Regions from separate parts of the Mus musculus genome. Here region 1 is linked to region 2. A link is a loop called in an ENCODE intact Hi-C map of the cell type or tissue named here. Cell type or tissue: heart. All regions are shown on one strand. Links, peaks and the distances in the headings refer to the core of each region. The heading gives the core; the rest is flanking DNA.

What was found. Peaks named below come from ENCODE experiments on the same cell type or tissue, not always from the same donor. Only the 100,000 strongest peaks of a DNase experiment are listed, where the experiment ranks them.
Region 1: a loop joins it to region 2, with 6 times the contacts of the local background. A loop is called at or near these places in 6 of 42 quality-filtered maps.

The regions. Positions count from the first base shown.
Region 1 is chr4:48,661,016-48,669,778 of GRCm38, forward strand. It overlaps Tmeff1 (transmembrane protein with EGF-like and two follistatin-like domains 1), which reads left to right. Exons shown (of 10, transcript NM_001356272.1): 10 at 986-2,116. The coding sequence ends at 1,070. Cavin4 (caveolae associated 4) reads left to right here and starts at 2,499. Exons shown (of 2, transcript NM_026509.3): 1 at 2,499-3,014. The coding sequence starts at 2,607. In heart, for the core only: a CTCF peak has its summit at 4,903; a DNase peak (open chromatin) is centred at 2,426.
Region 2 is chr4:48,536,703-48,545,535 of GRCm38, forward strand. Msantd3 (Myb/SANT-like DNA-binding domain containing 3) reads left to right here and starts at 3,379. Exons shown (of 3, transcript NM_001145924.1): 1 at 3,379-3,569. In heart, for the core only: no CTCF peak of the experiment used is centred there; DNase peaks (open chromatin) are centred at 3,499, 3,549 and 4,319; H3K4me3 peaks cover 3,509 bases; H3K27ac peaks cover 5,511 bases.

The DNA.
Region 1 (8,763 bases), core at 764-8,763, 120 kb after region 2:
GGTCCCAGGAACTTGGAATTCCTCCCGGTCATGGTGGGTTAGTGACAGTTGAAACCAGTTGCTTAGCCTGTCAGCCAGCTCCCTCGTTATGAAATGGATATGATCCCAGCCCTGTCTGCATCAGACTATATTTATAAGGATTAGTGAAAGAAAATCCACTGAAACCATCAGAAACATTGTCGTTAAGGCTTTTAAGTTAAGGCAAAGCAGCCCTCTTTGAAACTGAATGCAAACATGGAATATTAGGGCAAATACAGTGGAAATGGTCTTGTAATGAGGCTGTTTCCACACAGGAGCATCGAATTTGCACAGATGGCTACTACCGATACTAACAGTAGGATCCAAACTCAAAGTGGCCAGAATCCACATAAGTGCCTTACTCTGCATTCACACACTCCTTTGCAAGAGCTGATCATGCAGTCTGGTGGGTAGAGAAAGGAATAGTTAACACTGTCTGGAGGTTTGTTCCACATTAGGACCACCTTTACTGAAATGTAAGATCAGGGACCAGGAATCCCTCACCTGTAGGGAGGGGCCCAGTCTCCTGGGCGGTTCTGTGGCATGCCGCAACTAGGTGTACTCCAGCTCTGATTGACTTAGAGGGCTTCCGCGCATCCTGTCTGAGATCATCGGTGTTGTGCTATTGCTCTCCGTCAGAGAAGCTTCCTTGTCGCCTTGGCGCTGTGATAATGCTCAGGAAAAGTAGTGAGGTCAGCATCTTTTCACCTTCACAGCGATCAGTCTCGGGAACTGAGGACTTACCGGGCCAGAGAGGCCGACGTCCCTCTCAGAAATGTGTATCAGCAGTGTGTGACCCCTCCCAACTCCAGCTATAGAGCAAAGAACAACCAGTCATTGTGCCTTGAATTAAGTCTCTTACTTCCTTTTCTAACGGGTGCAGTGTGTGAACTGTGCGTTACTTTGACATAGTTTAAACATCCTTAACTGATTTTGTTTTTTAATATCTGTATTTTCAATGCAACAGGAAATGCCCCAAGAACAATAGAGGGCGGAGGCAGAAGCAGAACCTGGGTCATTTTACTTCAGACACTTCATCCAGAATGGTCTGAGCCGCGGACTTTTATATGCGCACTGACCACGTGATGTACATTTATTATGTCTTTTTTTAAAGAATGGAAATATTTATTTCAGAGGCCTTATTTTTGGACATTTTTAGTGTAGTACTGTTGGCTCGTATTTAGAATATTTAGCTACAACAGTTTTTGACTGTTTAGTAGTCTCTGTTTTATGTTTTTAAATACAGAAATTGGCTTCACGAATTTGTAACACATGGTGATACTACTAAGACTTGTTCTTTATCCATGGAATGTAATATTTTTGCAGAGACGGATGGACCCACTTCACGGTGGTCATAAAGTCATACTTCTTCCCCAGTGACCACAGCAAATGACAAAGCATGAACTAAAGTAAAGATGTTTACAGATTACTTTTCTTACAAAAAAAATCTAGAGGACACTGTGTTTAAATAGATATTTAAATGCTTTTGAGGTTTAGTATCTGATTTTTTTTAGACACTTCCCCTATTGCATGGGCTGCCAAGCTGTGTGTATGTGTTAGATGTCACATATTTATAAGCTGTACAAACTGCAGTTGACTATTTCTCTCCTTGAAGAAATAATCCTAATCATTTTAAAAGGGGCCTGGGAATTAACGGTGGAACAGGTCACTGAAAATAGGTTTAGATATTGTCAAGATAGGGCGTTTAATGAGCAGATTGCAATAAAACCTACAGTATCAGCTAAACTACTTTAATACACATTCATTTTTAAACATTGTATTTGTTTTAATATAAATGTACAAATTATATCAGTGTTTGTGAATACAATGCAGAAATAATTGTTAATGATTGGTGCTCTGAAAGTGAGCTTAAAAATGACCTAAGACCTCTAATTCAAATCTGTCCTGTAGTAGCTCTATTAATAGATCGTTGGTGTTTCAAAGTCTGAACTGTGAGTAGAATGTATCGAGGCGTTTAACATGTAGTTTAGCCAGTCAAAAGTATGCATGTAGAGTTTAAAGACTATGTTTAAACTTAAATATTAATTTTAATAATTTGATTTGGAAAAGCATGTTATAATATAATGTTTTCACTATACGGTCTGCTTTGTGTGCTCATTTATTGTATTATTTGATATTGGTCTGTTAGTACTAATAATAGGAACAATTCATAGGACAAGAAGATTGCAGTTCAGAATTCTCTTTCCTTTTACAAACCACCCCCTGAAATGATCCAAAGAGAAAAACTTAGTTCAGTGTTTGAAGCAACTTGGCTTGCAGGCTCAGTATGAGTAACATAGTGGCTTTAGTGAACTTCTTCTCACAGTTTCCCCCTCCCACCCACACAGACTTATTTGAGGTCCTTAGTCAGTCGGCAAGCATGTTTGGAACCGGCCCCGGTGCTTTGCAAGGGCTCATGTTGCAGGGCAGTCACGTATGGGCACTTGTGTTATAAATACTTGACCACTCTCCAGGGTGCGGTTTTCAACCCTTTAAAGCAGCTCCGTTGCCTGCTTCCTAGCCGACTTTTGGCTCCAGGCGTAGGAACCGGATTGCCATAGGACACCTTCTGCTGAGAAAAAAGTAAAATGGAACACAACGGATCAGCTTCAAATGCTGGTAAAATCCACCAGAATCGGTTGTCAAGTGTGACGGAAGATGAAGACCAAGACGCAGCCCTCACCATTGTGACCGTGCTGGACAGAGTGGCCAGTGTCGTGGACAGTGTGCAGGCAAGCCAGAAGAGAATTGAGGAGAGACACAGAGAAATGGGTAACGCGATAAAGTCTGTCCAAATAGACCTGCTGAAGCTCTCACAGTCACACAGCAATACGGGCTACGTTGTCAACAAGCTGTTTGAGAAGACCCGGAAAGTCAGCGCTCACATTAAGGATGTCAAGGCCCGGGTAGAGAAGCAACAGGTTCGTGTAACCAAAGTCGAAACCAAGCAAGAAGAAATAATGAAGAAAAACAAATTCCGAGTGGTAATCTTCCAGGTAAGCTTGCATTTGGGGCCAGCTCGATGACCATATTCCCTCTCATCCTTTGCCACCGAGTCACAGGGGTGTCCAATGTCACATGTCAGCCATGGTATATGGGAATATACTGAGCTCGCCAAATAGTCACCTTGGGAGAGAGAACCATTCCTAACCAATGCTGCTGTCTCTCGCCCATGGGTCAGGCTTCTTATTAGTCATGGAATGTGAACTGTGGCTTGTGGCTCGGGCTATTTCTTGCCTTTGAAACTCAATACTGTCAGGTTCTTTCAGCATTTGAGTCTTAGTAAACACAGTGACCCAGTAGACTTTAGAATGTTGGAGCCAAAAGGGTCTTAAGAAATCTCAAGTTTGAAGACTGGTTTTGCTACATAAAAGAAGAAACCGGGAGGTTCCAAGGATGCAGTTCGGGAGTAGAACACTTGTTCATGTGGCCGAGGCTTGTGTTTGATTTACAGCAGCCCCCTAAAAGAGAACAGTTTAGGAGCCAGCACCCAGGCAGTCATAGATTTATTCTTACCAAGAACTCAACCAGTAAATCAAAAACTCTGAATATAGTTTGTCCATTGGAATTTTTTTTGTATTATTCACAATAAGAAAAGCTAAGTGTTTCCAAATCAGGCCATTATTTGTGTTAAAAATGTTGACTGGTTTTGTAAGACAGTCCAGCCCATAGTTCATGGTGACCTAACCCTCACTATTTAATAATCCAGGCTGGCCTCAAACTATGGTGGTGATCCTGCCACAGCCGTCCAAGTGCTAGTACTATAGACACTGAGTCCCAACTCCCCATTAAGTTTTATGTCTTAATATTATTCTTACAATAATACAGATATAGAAGTCCATAAATAATTCCTTACTCAATTGGGAAGCCTTTTTCCCCCCCGCTAAGATCCTATAAATGCTCAATATATGTTTTTAAAAGACCCTATGGGAAATACATATATTGTATTATAAAAATACAGTATATTTCTTAAGCTCTTGTAAATTAAATGGACAAGTTGGACTCTTTAGTCACATTAAGAATGAACGATGATAAGAAAAGACAAAGCAGATGACACCAGGGATCTTTGCTTGCCTATTTAAACACTGGCTGGTACAGAACTGTAAATCCAAAGTACAAAGGTTAGGGAAGGCCCGTCTTTCCAGTTCTGCTCTTGGGAGAATCAGTTGGCACATTTTGGGAGACATTTTTGATAGTATGTATTATGAACTTTAAATTTTTCCAAACCTACTGGCCCCGAATTTCCTGTGTGTCAGAGGATTTGTTGTAAGCATAAAGTCAGGAATGTGTGGGAATGTCCATCCATGCATACACACATCTATATACTTTTAAAAGTGGAAGTCAGTGTGCACAGAACCCTAGAAGAGCAGACAACATGAAATACAGAAACAGTGATAGAAACGTCAGGCCTGTAACCTTCACGTTCTCTGTGCATTCGGCAGTGTCCCAGACTCAAGTTACGCTGGAATGGGCGAGAGGTACTTTTGGATTTGTTTTTATCAGTTCACAGGGTATTTAGGGAAAAGATGGGGAATTTCGAAGATAGAAGAGTACACTGGTGTCTTTAAAGTTCTTTCCCATCACCCTTTTCTTATAAGCTCCGAGAGGCCTTTCTCTAGGCTTAAAAATGTCACCTGACTTCAGGTGTCCATTCCAGTACTGGTGCAGATAGTGATGAGCTGGGCATGGGACCAAAGAATAGATCCATTCACCTCCTGGGGCATCAGCCACTGCCTGCTCACCCTCATGTGCATGCTTATGTCAGGAAGAACACTGGGGGCCCCACGTATCAGGGGAACCTATAAGCAAAGCAGTTCCCTCAGGATTCACAGAAGCTGCAGCAAGGAAACAGAAATTTCACCTGGCTCCATCTATCGGTGAAATTCTCTCCCTGACCCCTACAGAAAAGCTGTTTTTCTATTTGTTTCTATTCTCTGTAACTTGCTGGTATTTCCTTCCTGTGTTTGGATTCTATAGTTCCATAAAGAAACTGAGAGATACTAGCTAATCATAAAGCTCTTTTCTTTTAAGACAGACTACCTTGAAGATGATGTGAAACTAAGATGTATAAATTATGCAGGAGTTTGTCAAAACAAAACAAATTGCTACCTTTTAGAAGCCTACAGGGAAAATAGGAAGTTTCATATTGTTGACCTAAGACTGAAATTTCTGTACTTGTTATAGGTTAGAATGTATATAGATATATTTACATGGTTATTTTTAGCAGTTAAGATTAACCTTACTTAATTCTCATCGAAGACTGTCCCTTCTAAACTTATTTGAAACTGAGCTAGGCCGCTTAAATATATCTTCATTTTTTTTTTTTTTTTTTTTTTAAGATTTATTTATTTATTATATGTAAGTACACTGTAGTTGTCTTCAGATACACCGGAAGAGGGCACCAGATCTCATTACGGGTGGTTGTGAGCCACCATGTGGTTGCTGGGATTTGAACTTCGGACCTTCGGAAGAGCAGTCGGGTGCCCTTACCCACTGAGCCATCTCACCAGCCCCCATATATCTTCATTTTTATCTGAGATATTCCTTAAGTTTTCCCAGGCATCTCTTTTGTTGATAATATTTATTGGTGTCTTATCTTCTACAGTTGTATACGTCTAAGCTTTTGGCCAAATTCTGAATGTTGGCATTTAAAGGTTGCCTGACATTCTTACCCAGGTTGTTTCTCTTTGAACACTGGTGATCCCTCTCCCTGTGCGTGGGTGGCATGAGCCACAGCGTAGCTTCTCAATTGCAGTTACTAAGGAAGCACAAGTCTGTGGCTAGAAAGTTTTCAGTCTCCTCTAATGATAAGTTCTGCACTTCTGTGTATCCAAAGTGTTGCTGGCTGTGTTCCTTTGATACTGATTCGCTTCCACTTTTCTCGGATCCTTAGCATTCATTCTGCTGTAACAATGGTCCTTTAGACCAGGTGTGGTGGTGTAAACCTACAGTCCTGTCAGTTGCCAGGCTGAGGCAGGAGGATTGGGAATTCAGATATCCTGTGATTTTTGAGGCATGCCTGAGCTATGTGAGACCCTGTCTCAAAAACAATAAAAAGCTAGTTTTACCTGGACTTTGATATAGACATGTGATTGTATTCAGAAGTCAACTGTAATTTACCCCATCAACCTTCTGTCGTTAGCACTGTGTGCTTGCCCTTAACTCACAGTGGTCCCAGCTCCTGGGGGCTGTGTTAGATTCCCCGGCAAGGTCTTTCCCTACCTTTGTCTCTGTTTGCTTGATTTTGTACTGTCGGCTCTGTGTTTGAAGAGAAGGATGTGTGATACTCCAGTTTCCCCGTGTCTTACGCCTCCACTGCAGGCTTCTGGGGATCTCTGTCTACCAAGTAATACCCTGATGCCCTTTGGCTCTTTCCTTTTCTAATTATACCTTCTTAGGCTCGCCCAGCCCACACTTTTGCTGAGGCGGCTCCCCACAACAGGTGTCAGGAAGGGAGAGGAATAACTTGCCTGCCTCTAACTGATTCATCAGAGAGTCATTAGACGCCCACCTCTGCCTCTTTTGTCCAGGAGAGGCAGGGCTCATGAGCATTCTGATCCTGTAGCCAACAAGGCCATTTCAGTGAAGGAATTAGATTCTAAGGATGTCTTCTTGACTATCAAGCTGGTCATGTCTTAGAGTGTGTGCAAACATCCTTCTTGTGTATTTATTCAATCTGTTGAGTGGAATCAACCTGAATTTCAAACGTCTCATTTAGAAAATTTAACTCATGGTCCAGTTTTTAAAAATGTCATAATTCTTTGAGGCCAGCCTGGTCTACAGAGTGAGTTCCAGGATAGCCAGGGCTACACAGAGAAACCATGTCTAGAAAAAAAAACAAGAAAAAAAAAGTCATAATTCACCGGGCAGTGGTTGCACGCCTTTAATCCTAGGCAGAGGCAGGTGGATTTATGAGTTCTAGGCCAGCCTGGTCTACAAAGTGAGTTCCAGGATAGCCAGGGCTACACAGAGATACCCTGTCTCAAAAAAAAAAAAAATCGTAATTCCTGAAGTTTTTGCCTGTTGTGTTTTAGAAATAACCTCTAAATGGCACACCAGTTTCTTTCACCTGTGCCCTGTGCTGGCCTGTCTCTAGCTGGTTCTCTTCTGACACACTTGGCAGAGTCTGTTCTTCTCTTAAGTGGCTTTGCCCTTCACCCCTCCCCCGCCCTACTGTGTAATTCAGGCTGGTGTTGATCTTGTGGTCCTCCTCCCGAGTCCTCCTAAGAACTGGGGCTATGGTCATGGACCACTGTGGCAGCCAAATAAAGCTTTTAAGATGACTCATTTGATAGGAGACTTCGCTTGATCTGAAGCCATCCTGGGATGGTATAGAATTTTCCCAAAGTCAATTTCACTCTGAATTTTGAGATACCTTTTACCTCTGAGGAGTTTTGAATGAAACACCATTCAGTTGCTGGGAACTGGTTTTCCTCCTGCCGTGGGATCTGAATTCAGGCCATCAGGTTTGCTTGGCAAGTGTTTTTTACCTCCTGAGTCCAAACTCTTCTCCTTTTTAACGTGAGTTCCGGGGTCTGAACTTAGGTTCTCTTGGGTGGCAAACTCTTCCCTGCTGGGGCCTTCCCAGAGAGCCTTCCGCAGGCACAGAGAGGAGTGTTGGAGGGTCTTTGATGACAGGGTGGCCTGTAGAGGAGTGATCATCTAGGGGAGGGAGGGAGCCAGGCCAGGGGAATCTCTCAGCTGACCGATTAGTAATCAGCTGCTTCTTTATTTATACAGTTTTCACAGAACAAAGACAGACCAGTGATTGTCCAAGTGGCACAGAGTGTGTGCTTGATCTTTCTTTGTATGTGCAGGGTAACAAGTTCAGGTTAAAGAGTCCAAAGAAGTCTCCTCCGGAGCAAGCACGTTTATTATACGACAGCCTGCTTGAAGGTTGGCAGTATTTGCTGTCTGAAAGCACTCCGGACAAACAAGAGTATCTGAACTGGTCTTTTTATGAATAGCAAATAGAAATTATATAATAACTTCTCTTACTACATGTTTCATCATCTACACTGTAAAGTAGAAATGTTTTAGTTAATCTGTCCTATTTACTGAATTCCATTTCTCCAGGATGTACCCTGCGTGTCCCCTATCTTTAAGCTACATTTTTAGAGACCTAAGCCTATGATAAAAAGAGACCTTGAACCTATAACCTGTTCTCCTGGTCAGTCAGAGTTTGCCAATTGTCTCTCTGTTTACCCTGCACCGATTATGCTGTTTGAGTTTGCTCAGGGGAAGATACCCCAAGAAGATTTCTGGAGTGATAACCTCATTTAACTCTGTGCTTATCTGTGCTCAATGATCTCCAGGGCAAAAGGAAGACTTCCAAATAGTGGCCAGATAAAGTTAATTTTATGATTTTCATAAAGTAGCAAGTCCCCAAGAATGCAACACACAGAGCTCAAACTCCAAAAGTTAGAGACAGAAGGACAGCAATGGTAGTAATCCACTCGGCTTTGCTGGAACTGTGCCGAGCAGCTGTGCTTCTCGCCATTTTTAGTGGATATAGCTGTGCCACTTCACCAGCTGAGCAGTCTCCCTGTGCAAGAGTTTCATGATTTTAATAAATTTTATATATATTCTCTAATTCTTTTTTGCAGCCCAGACTTCATCCCCCTCCCGGTTTGCCCCATGACCATTTCCAACCCCATACCTCCTCCCCACTGTCTCCACGAGGATGTCCTCCAATGTCCTCACCACCCCCACCCCACCATACCTCCCTACTTCCTGGGGCCTCAA
Region 2 (8,833 bases), core at 543-8,542:
TCACAGTGTACGGGAGCCAGAGGCAGGATGGTGAGGAGCTGGAGGCAAGTTTACGCTACATAGAAAGACTGTCAAACAATAAAAAAAAGGGGGGGCGGGGGGGGCGGGGGAGAAGGATTAGCAACTTGGAACTAAGTATATAAAGATTGGTCCCTAGTGGCTTTTAGATACCTGCAGATCCTCCAGCTCATACTGGTTCTGTCTTTCCAATTTGCCTCAGATTAAATAAATATCGTCCTTTGAAAAGGCCGGATGCGACTCTGTTGCTTGGTAGAAAAGCCACTTTAAAATAGTTTCTAATATCCATTCTCAGTTAGATTCCGGGGGCTTCGTCCACTCAAAATAGTAACAGGCAGAGAGATAAAGGAAACATCAATTTGCAAAGAACATTGTGATTTTTCAGAACCCTGCTGTATTCAGGTTAGTTGCTCAATCTGTATTCTCTCCTTCAGAAAGCTTTTGTAGCCACCAGCTGCTATGTCAAGACTGCTTGGTAAGCCTGGGCCAGAGCAATCAAGCGCATGCTTAAAGCTCTTTTCAACTAGCACTAATAAACATTGTGGGAGTGGGCTGCAATGCCCTGAGGCAGGGGTATGCCATCACCTTTTCCCCACATAGCTTTACTTACTGGTTTCTGTGTTAATTTTGCTCTTCTGTGCATATTTTCCTTGGAGAACTTAAAATAGCTTTGTTATCGATACATACGATAGTATTTTCTATTTACTAGCTCACGGCCAAGCCCTCTGTATTCACCATCTCATTGAAATGGCCCTATTAAGTAGGTGTTGCTCCACTATACAGATGTTAACACTTGAACAGCCACGCTAAAAACTTGACCAGGGTAGTTTGCCACCCCTAGTCAGGAAACAGCGAGTCAGACAAGATGAAGACATTGTGTTAGGGATTTGAGTTGTCACCCTGGCCATATTAGTTTTGAAGCTAGCCTGACTCTCTTGATTTGAGGAGAAACTCGTGGTCAAATGTCTTCTTAGCAGTATGTCTTCATGTGGCTCAGGCCAACCTTCAGCACTTTAAACAGAGAACTCTGACCATTTATTGAGGTTCAGGTTGAAGGTTTTACCCACCTGTACTGGCTAGTTTTGTGTCAACTTGACACAGGCTGGAGTTATGAAGAGAATGGAGCTTCAGTTGGGGAAATGCCTCCACGAGATCCAGCTGTAAGGCATTTTCTCAATTAGTGATCAAGGGGGGAGGTCCCAGTGTGGGTGGTCCCATCCTTGGGTTGGTAGTCTTGGTTTTATAAGAGATCAGGTTGAACAAGCCAGGGAAAGCAAGCCAGTAAGTAACATCCCTCCATGGCCTCTGAATCAGTTCCTGCTTTTTGACCTGCTTGAGTTCCAGTCCTGACTTCCTTTAGTGATGAACTAACGTGGAAATGTAAGCTGAATAATCCCTTTCCTCCCCAACTTGCTTCTTGGTCATGATGTTTGTGCAGGAATAGAAACCCTGACTAAGACACCACCCCATCACGTAGGCATTGTTAACTCCCTCATAAACAATGAGAACACAGATTCAAGGAAGAGAAAATATGTCATGAAGAAATATGTAGTATATAGGTCCTCGTGGTACATCTCCTGCTTGCCCATACTTTACTACCTATCAATCAAATTTCCAATCTAAATTGATCTTCAAATTTCAGTCCAATAGTTTTCCTTTTTGTTTTTTGTTGTTGTTGTTTTGTTTTGTTTTTCGAAACAAGGTTTCTCTGTATAGCCCTGGCTGTCCTGGAACTTACTTTGTAGATCAGGCTGGCCTCGAACTCAGAAATCTGCCTGTCTCTGCCTCCCAAGTTCTGGGACTAAAGGCGTGCGCCACCACGCCCGGCTAATAGTTTTCCTTTGGTTACATCCTCAGAACAATATCTTTAAGGACTTCCGATCTGACATTACTTGGAAGGCCTAAGTGCAAATCATAAAGTTTGTTAGCCAATAGCACCCTCCCCACCCACCAGTCAGTTTCCTGACTCTGGGCAATTTCAAAGCTCCTGGGACAGTAGATAAGTTATTGTTAACACAAGGCAGAAAAAGTAGTTACAACTCTCTAGTCTAGTATTTTATAGGTGCTTCTGCCTCCATACCAGAAAATGTTAGGCTGTCTCTCTGTTCTTTCCCCAGTTCAAAAACCGGATGATCACCTGTTTAAAGACTGAATGTGTGACTCATGCCTGTAATTCCAGCATTCCAGAGGCAGAAGCAGGAGGATCTGAAATCCAAGGTCATTCTCTGCCTCATAGCAAGTTTGAGGCTAGCCTGGGCTAGAGGAGACCCTGCCTCAAAAAGCAACAACAAAGTTACACATGGCCACATTACCACATATGATCCAGAAATTCTACTCTAAGTATGTATCCCAAAGAATTGGAAACAGGTTCTTTAGACAAATGCATGTCTAGGGGTTTTCAGAGAACCAGTTCACATTAGCCAAAAGGTGGAAATAATCTAAACATCCACTAATTTCTGTAAGAACAGATATGCAAACTGTAGAATACACAATGGTCAGCTTATGTAGCCACAAAAAGCAATGAAGTAAGAGGCATGCTACAATCTGGATGAACCTTGTTTGGATTCTTTGACCTGGCCAGAGTGACCAGGCCCAATGAAGCTGGCCTGTGATATCAGCTACGAGCTAGGGAAGCTGAGGCAGGAGGTTTGTAGATTTGTAGGCTGCCTGGGCCCCAGAGTTCAATGCCAACCTGGGCAGCTTAGTGAGTACCACCCCCAACTACACACACACACACACACACACACACACACACACACACACACACACACATACACACATACACACAACCTGCCGCGTGCTCCAAAAAGACACACGACTCCATTTACATGAAATGTACAAAAAGGTAAATCGATAGAAACAGAAAAGAGATTAATGGTTTTCAGGGACTAGGCAAAGGAGTGACTACGTAATTGGTGCGGGGGTTTCCTTCGGATGGAACCCTTAAGAATAAGGAGGTGAAGTGATTATCGTTGGCTATTCTAAGTGTAATGAGTGCCACAGGATTGTTTATTTTTAAATTGTTATCTCTACGCTTGGTTGAGTTTCATCTCGCTTAAAAAGAAAAAGTTTGAGAACCTTCTCTTTGCCCTTCTCTGGGCTTGGAATCTTCTTCACGGATCTATGGCAAAAGAAACCGTCTTCATCCTGGGGGGAGGGGTGAAGGCCTTGTCGGCAGAAGGACCCCTGCCCCCAGTTGTTTAAGCCGCCCGGCATTCGTCGCAGCGCGCCTTGGGTCCCACTGGGTAGGCACACAGGGTCTGAGTCGTGTCCTGAGGTCGGTGCACGTAGCCGGGGTCCTTGGGGGGAGGGGGAGCGCACACCCCATCTCTGGAGACACATCCCGCCCATTAGAATCACAAAAGTTGGCGCTGAACTCAGAGTAGGAAGGGGTGCCGTTCCCAGCCTCGTGGAGTCCCCGACGAAAAGGGCCCACGTCAGTCAGGAGGCTCGCGCTAACTCGTGCGGGCGACTGCCACATCCCCGGTGTGGGAAAATGCATTCTTTTGTTGTTGGCGGAGACGGGCCCCTTCCGCAGCTCCCGGGCCAAGGTGGGCAGCGCGGCGGAACCGGGGCTCGGGAAGGTGGGGGACTGCACGGGGCCGCGCTCCCGCCCTCCGCGGCGCCCACGGAGCGGCAGGCGGCAGCGGCCCGCGAGGGGGCGGCGGCGCGGGGCTTTGTGGCCGCGGCGCGCGCGGCGGGGCCTGGCCGGCCGGGGGCGCGCGGCCGCCCGGCGCCTGGAGCCCGCGGCCCTGCCGGCCGCCCAGCCCGCCAGAGCAGCCCAGGCCGCCGCGCCCGCGCCTCCGCGCCCCTCCCCGGGACTTGCGGCCGCCGCGCCGCCGCTGCAGGTAGGAGGTTGAGGCCCGGAGGGCCGCGGCCGGCGGGGAAAGCGGGCGGAGCGGGAGCGCGGGGGTCTGGCGGGCTCCCGGGCCGAGCCGCCGCGCCCTCCTCCCCGCAGGCCGACGGCCGCCTGCGCGCGCCGCGGTGCCCCGGGAGCCCGGCCGGCCTGCCGCGTACAAAGCGCCGGCGCGCGGGCCTCGCAGACGCGCTGGAGCTCCCGGGACGGGAGCTTGGAGCCCGGGGCCCGGGAGGCTCTTGGGGGGAAACCCGGCTGACCCCGCGGAGCCCCGGTCCACATATCCCCACTGTGTGCGGGGGAACTGTGCTCACCGCTTTTCAGTACTTGTCTCCATTGAGACCCCCTGCCTCCTCCAGTCCGGTCCAGAGGTATAAAGGGCTGGGTCCCTCCTAAAGAGGATCTTAGAAGGAAATAGTGCATCACATCCCTGCCCGACTGACCTTGGGAAAGCTCCTTTACTCTGAGGCTGCTGGGTTGATGTTTCTATAATGGGGGAGTAGGGTGTGATGTAATACCCACCCCCAAGTACTATTGTGAGAGATAATGTGTGTCGGCTGATAGCTAAAATTAAGCACTTCATGTCCCAGGCCCTAGGTCCTAAACAGTTGGCTTGAATTATTAAACCATCGCACGGGCAATCTGTAAATTGCAGGAAGGGTTTTTATGTTGGAGTAAGAAACAAGAATTTAGTCTCCTGTTGTGATTATTGAGAATGGATGTTTTATTGCTATGATAAGTACAAAATGTTTTGCGGTACTTAGGATAATGGTTCTAGGATAAAGACACATATTTTCACACATTTAAAACTGGAGCTGGAATAATAGGGCCTGAGTTGTGTGTGTGGGATTTTCGCATATCCGAAGAGACCATGCGTGTGTAGTTACCCAGGAAATTGTTGAAAGTTAATAAAATAGTTCCTGAGTTTAGGATTGAGGCCAGCTACGAGAGTTTGAGACCGGAGAGCAAGAAAAGGGATGGAGAAAAAGTATTTCAAAACCCGGAGAAAGATGGGGTCATCCGCTTACTCTCCCCACAGCTGCGTCTTGCGACAGGTCCATTCTGAGGAGGTAGCAGGAGAGGTCCTGAAGAAAGATCAGAAGTTGTCTTTCTTTACTCCTGCAGCAGGGTGAAAGCGTTCAGAAGCCATGCAGACCCTGTCGTTAGGCCTGGAAAAGCGTTCTGCGACTTGGGATGCAGGGGTTCCTGGTAGCAGTGTTTGTTTGTGTTTCGGGAGATGACGATAGCAAACAGCCCCCAAGGTTGATAAGTGGTTAACTTAGCAGCGGCCTAACTGATGTGAAGAAGGGGAGTTGCGACCCTTCCTCACTTAAGTGTCCCAGTGGGCTTGAAGAAACTTTTGAGTTTCAGTTTGGGATGGGGGAGAAAGGCTTTGTAGCCTGCATGAAAAAAATGAGGAGGACAGGAAATATCCAGGGGCGGCAGTAGGGGGGGAGGGCAGTAAGGAAAGGAACTGGGCGCTTTAGTCCACAGCCTGCTGGAAGCATGGCTGGCCCCTTCTCAGAGAAGGCACCCTGCCCTCTCCCAATTTCTTACACCTTTCCCATGAGTGTGCCTGACAGACTTGTTGGATAAAGGAGTTTTGTTTCAAACTAGGACTCAGAAGAGAATTTGGGGGTACACAGAGATGCCCAGTGGAAAGAGCAAGTGCTCTGGGGGAGATAGACAGCTGGGACCTCATCTATTTCCTGACTATCACTCACCTTATGATTATAGTTTGTGCATGTGAGAGAATATGACTTTTTTTTCCCCCTCAAGTAGTTGGCAGGGAACTCAAACAGCACTTCACTGTATTTCCTGGCTATAGGACATTCATTCATTCATTCATTCATTAAAAAAAAAAAGGTCTCCAGAGTGCCAGTCCATTGCTGAGTCATGCTACATGCCGAGATGCAGAGATGAGTCAGAAATTATATCTTTCCTTAGGAGTTTCCCATTTCAGAGAGGGAGGTGGACACAAAGGGTAAATTACAGAGCGTGTGGGAAGTGCTACTGGTTGACGTTTGTGATGGACAGTGTGCTTGCAGAAGAGTGGGTCACCTCCTTCCCTAGAGACTCGGGGCCAGTTGGAGCCCCATGGCAGAGATTCTGAGTGTTGTGTGACCTCCTGCCTTTCATCTATCCATGCTGCTGAGTCTCAGCCGTGACAGTCTCTCTCTTTAAAAAATGCACTTGCAGTGTACATAGAACTTGTAAGCTACTTGCTCCGTGGAGTCCAGAGAATGTTGAACAGTAGTTGAATGAGTGAATTATTAAGTAGGTAGCTAGCAGAAGTAAGAGAATAAATAGTGAGCGGCAGACGGAGAAAAGCCAGAGCTGGGTAGCAAAACATCAAGTTGCGCCCTCTGCATCCAGCAGAGATGACTGGAGGTAGAGCGGTTGATAGAACAACCACAAGACTAGATCAACCCGAGGGCTTACAGGTATGCAGCTGAAATCCGCCGGGGAAGCCCCATTGAGGTAGTCAGTTGGAATTCCCAATCATGGGTCCCAGGTAGCTTGGGCTTGTCTCCTCAGGTCAAAGAACAAATAGCAACAGATAGAGAAAGAACATAGTCAAATTGGGAGTTCCCAACTGGCAGGATCCTAGGCCTGAGGACCCTCCCCATCCACTCCATGGAGGAGCTTCAAGTTCAGTTAAGCTGGTTGCAAACAGTCTACCTCCTAACTGTCCTCAAGGACAAAATGTGCATAACGCCCACTGTGGCTTACTGTTTTGCTTATTACAGAGTTAAGGAGTCAGCCTTCCCCAGGAGCAGGAGTCTTGGAGGAGACAATGGAAGGCCTCCCCATGCCCCAGAGTCAGCTTTCACAGGCTTAAGCAGCACAGGACAGTTATAATACATTATAACCAGTATAATATATGCCACACTGTCTAAACTCATTTTGGAAGAAGAGCTGTTACATATAAACAAGAGTGTAAGCATTAGGCAGGCTTTAGAACAGTTACATGGGAGCTGAGCAGTTACACAGGAACTGGGTCTGTTAGGATTAAAAAAAAAAAAAGCAACTGAATGACCTTGGGCAAAGATCACAGGCAGAGGACGTCAGAAATAAACCGAGCCATGAGAAGGTAGCATGAAGGTGAGTTTGGTTTGATCGGATTGAAAGACACAGTAGGTGGGGCAGATGGAGGAGTTGCTTGTAGTCAGGCAGGATGTAGAAAAGCCCTGAGTGATGCACGAGGAGTTTGGACTTGTTTTATTTTGTAGGAGGTAGAAGAGATGTCACGGGATACAAGCAGGGTGTGCCATGAGCACTATATTTTAGGACCATCTCTCTTCGACCCTATAGGGAGGGACGCAGTGGGCATTTGGGAGACCAGTTAGAGGTTAAGGTCTTACAGAAGGTACAAGCGGTGAGAACAGGGGAGATGGAAGTAGACACTGAAGTACATTGTAGAATGGAGTTTTGTCAGAAAGTTGCGCATGTTGGAGAACATGCTGAGGACCTTGGCTTGGGAAGCCTCCTGGCTATGGCTGAAATCACCAGTCTTCATGAGACTTGTAGACAGTGGGGGAATAATTAGTATGGCTTTAGCTCTCTGGAGAATTGATAATTTCTGAGGTACCCATATGGGGCAGTAATAGAGGAGGTTGCTAGGGAAATGTCAATCCGTCTGAACAAACACTGAGCATCTCCTGTGTGTGAAAGATGCACATAAAGCGTAGTTCCCCCTTGACAGAGCAGATGGATTGCAGTGCGGAAAAATTGTAAGAGGCGCTGTGGTAAGAGCTGAGTACTTGATAGCCTTGGGCTAGAGCAGATCTGAGAGTCAGTCTTCTGATGTGGGAGTGAAGGAGAGTGTCCTGGCTAAGACAAGAGGCAGGATGGTGTAGAACACCCTCAGAAGGGCACCTTCTGCATGTCAGAAGCACTTCCCGAACGGGAGGCTTTAATAATAAATCTAAAGGCGTTTCAGGGGCGCTTTAAGATGGAGCTGTGGAGGAGATGAAGGAAGGGACCAGGACTTTTAAGAATACTCACCCAGTTTAAAGTGGGGTTTGTGTAAGTGGGAGGACAAAGAGGAGGGTGAGGAGTATGAGGAGAGGGGCCTTGCCTTAAACACAAGGCTTATCCACTCACAGTCACGCACAGACACAGATGGCAAAAAAAACCCCAAGTTCTATGGCTGCCTGGAGAGAGTGGGGGCAACACAGTAGACGAGGCAAGGTCAGTGTTGGTGCCAAGCCCTCTAAAAAGAAAGGAGGAGGAGAGGAGGAAAGGGTGTCGGTGGGTGGCTGTCCTGGGCAGACAGGTTTGAGCCTGTGAGCCATGACAGCCACAGTCATCATGGGTCTCTGAAAAGCTGCCATTTCTACTTCCCTTAGGGCTTTCCTGGTATTCTCAGGAAACCAGAAAACTAAAATTTACTGATTAATCCCATGTCAAAAAGATATTTTGGACAGTAGAACATGTAACTGTAATTAGTAAACAAAACAACAAAATAAATGGCAATCAGGTGTGTGGCTACATGAATAACAACTATGGATCAAATGCCTGTGGGCCTTAGCTACCTTTCCTGGAATTGCTAAATGTACAAAGCTAAACCTGTGTACAGCCTTAAAGCAAGGACTGCTGGAAGGTGCCAGGATCATTTCATTGTGCTGCACAGTATTTTATTTCACTGGTCCAAAGCCCTACTAGCTTAATGAACAATCAGAAAATGCTGTCCATGTGTCTTTGGCTGTATTGGGCTGTGGAAATTAATTTGCAGAGGAACGACTGCTAATCTGGACCCACCCGCCCTGGATGGGACTTAGAGAACACCTGCTTTAGCTGTAATTTAGAGCTGAGGAGCTGACAGGGAGGAAAGAGGACTTGCTGCATGCCACGAAATAAGTGTCAGCATGCCCTTACGTTTTCAGACGACACGTCAGTCACTTTCTGCCACTGTGCCTAAACCCTGAGCTAATTGGTTTATAAAAAGAAAAGGCG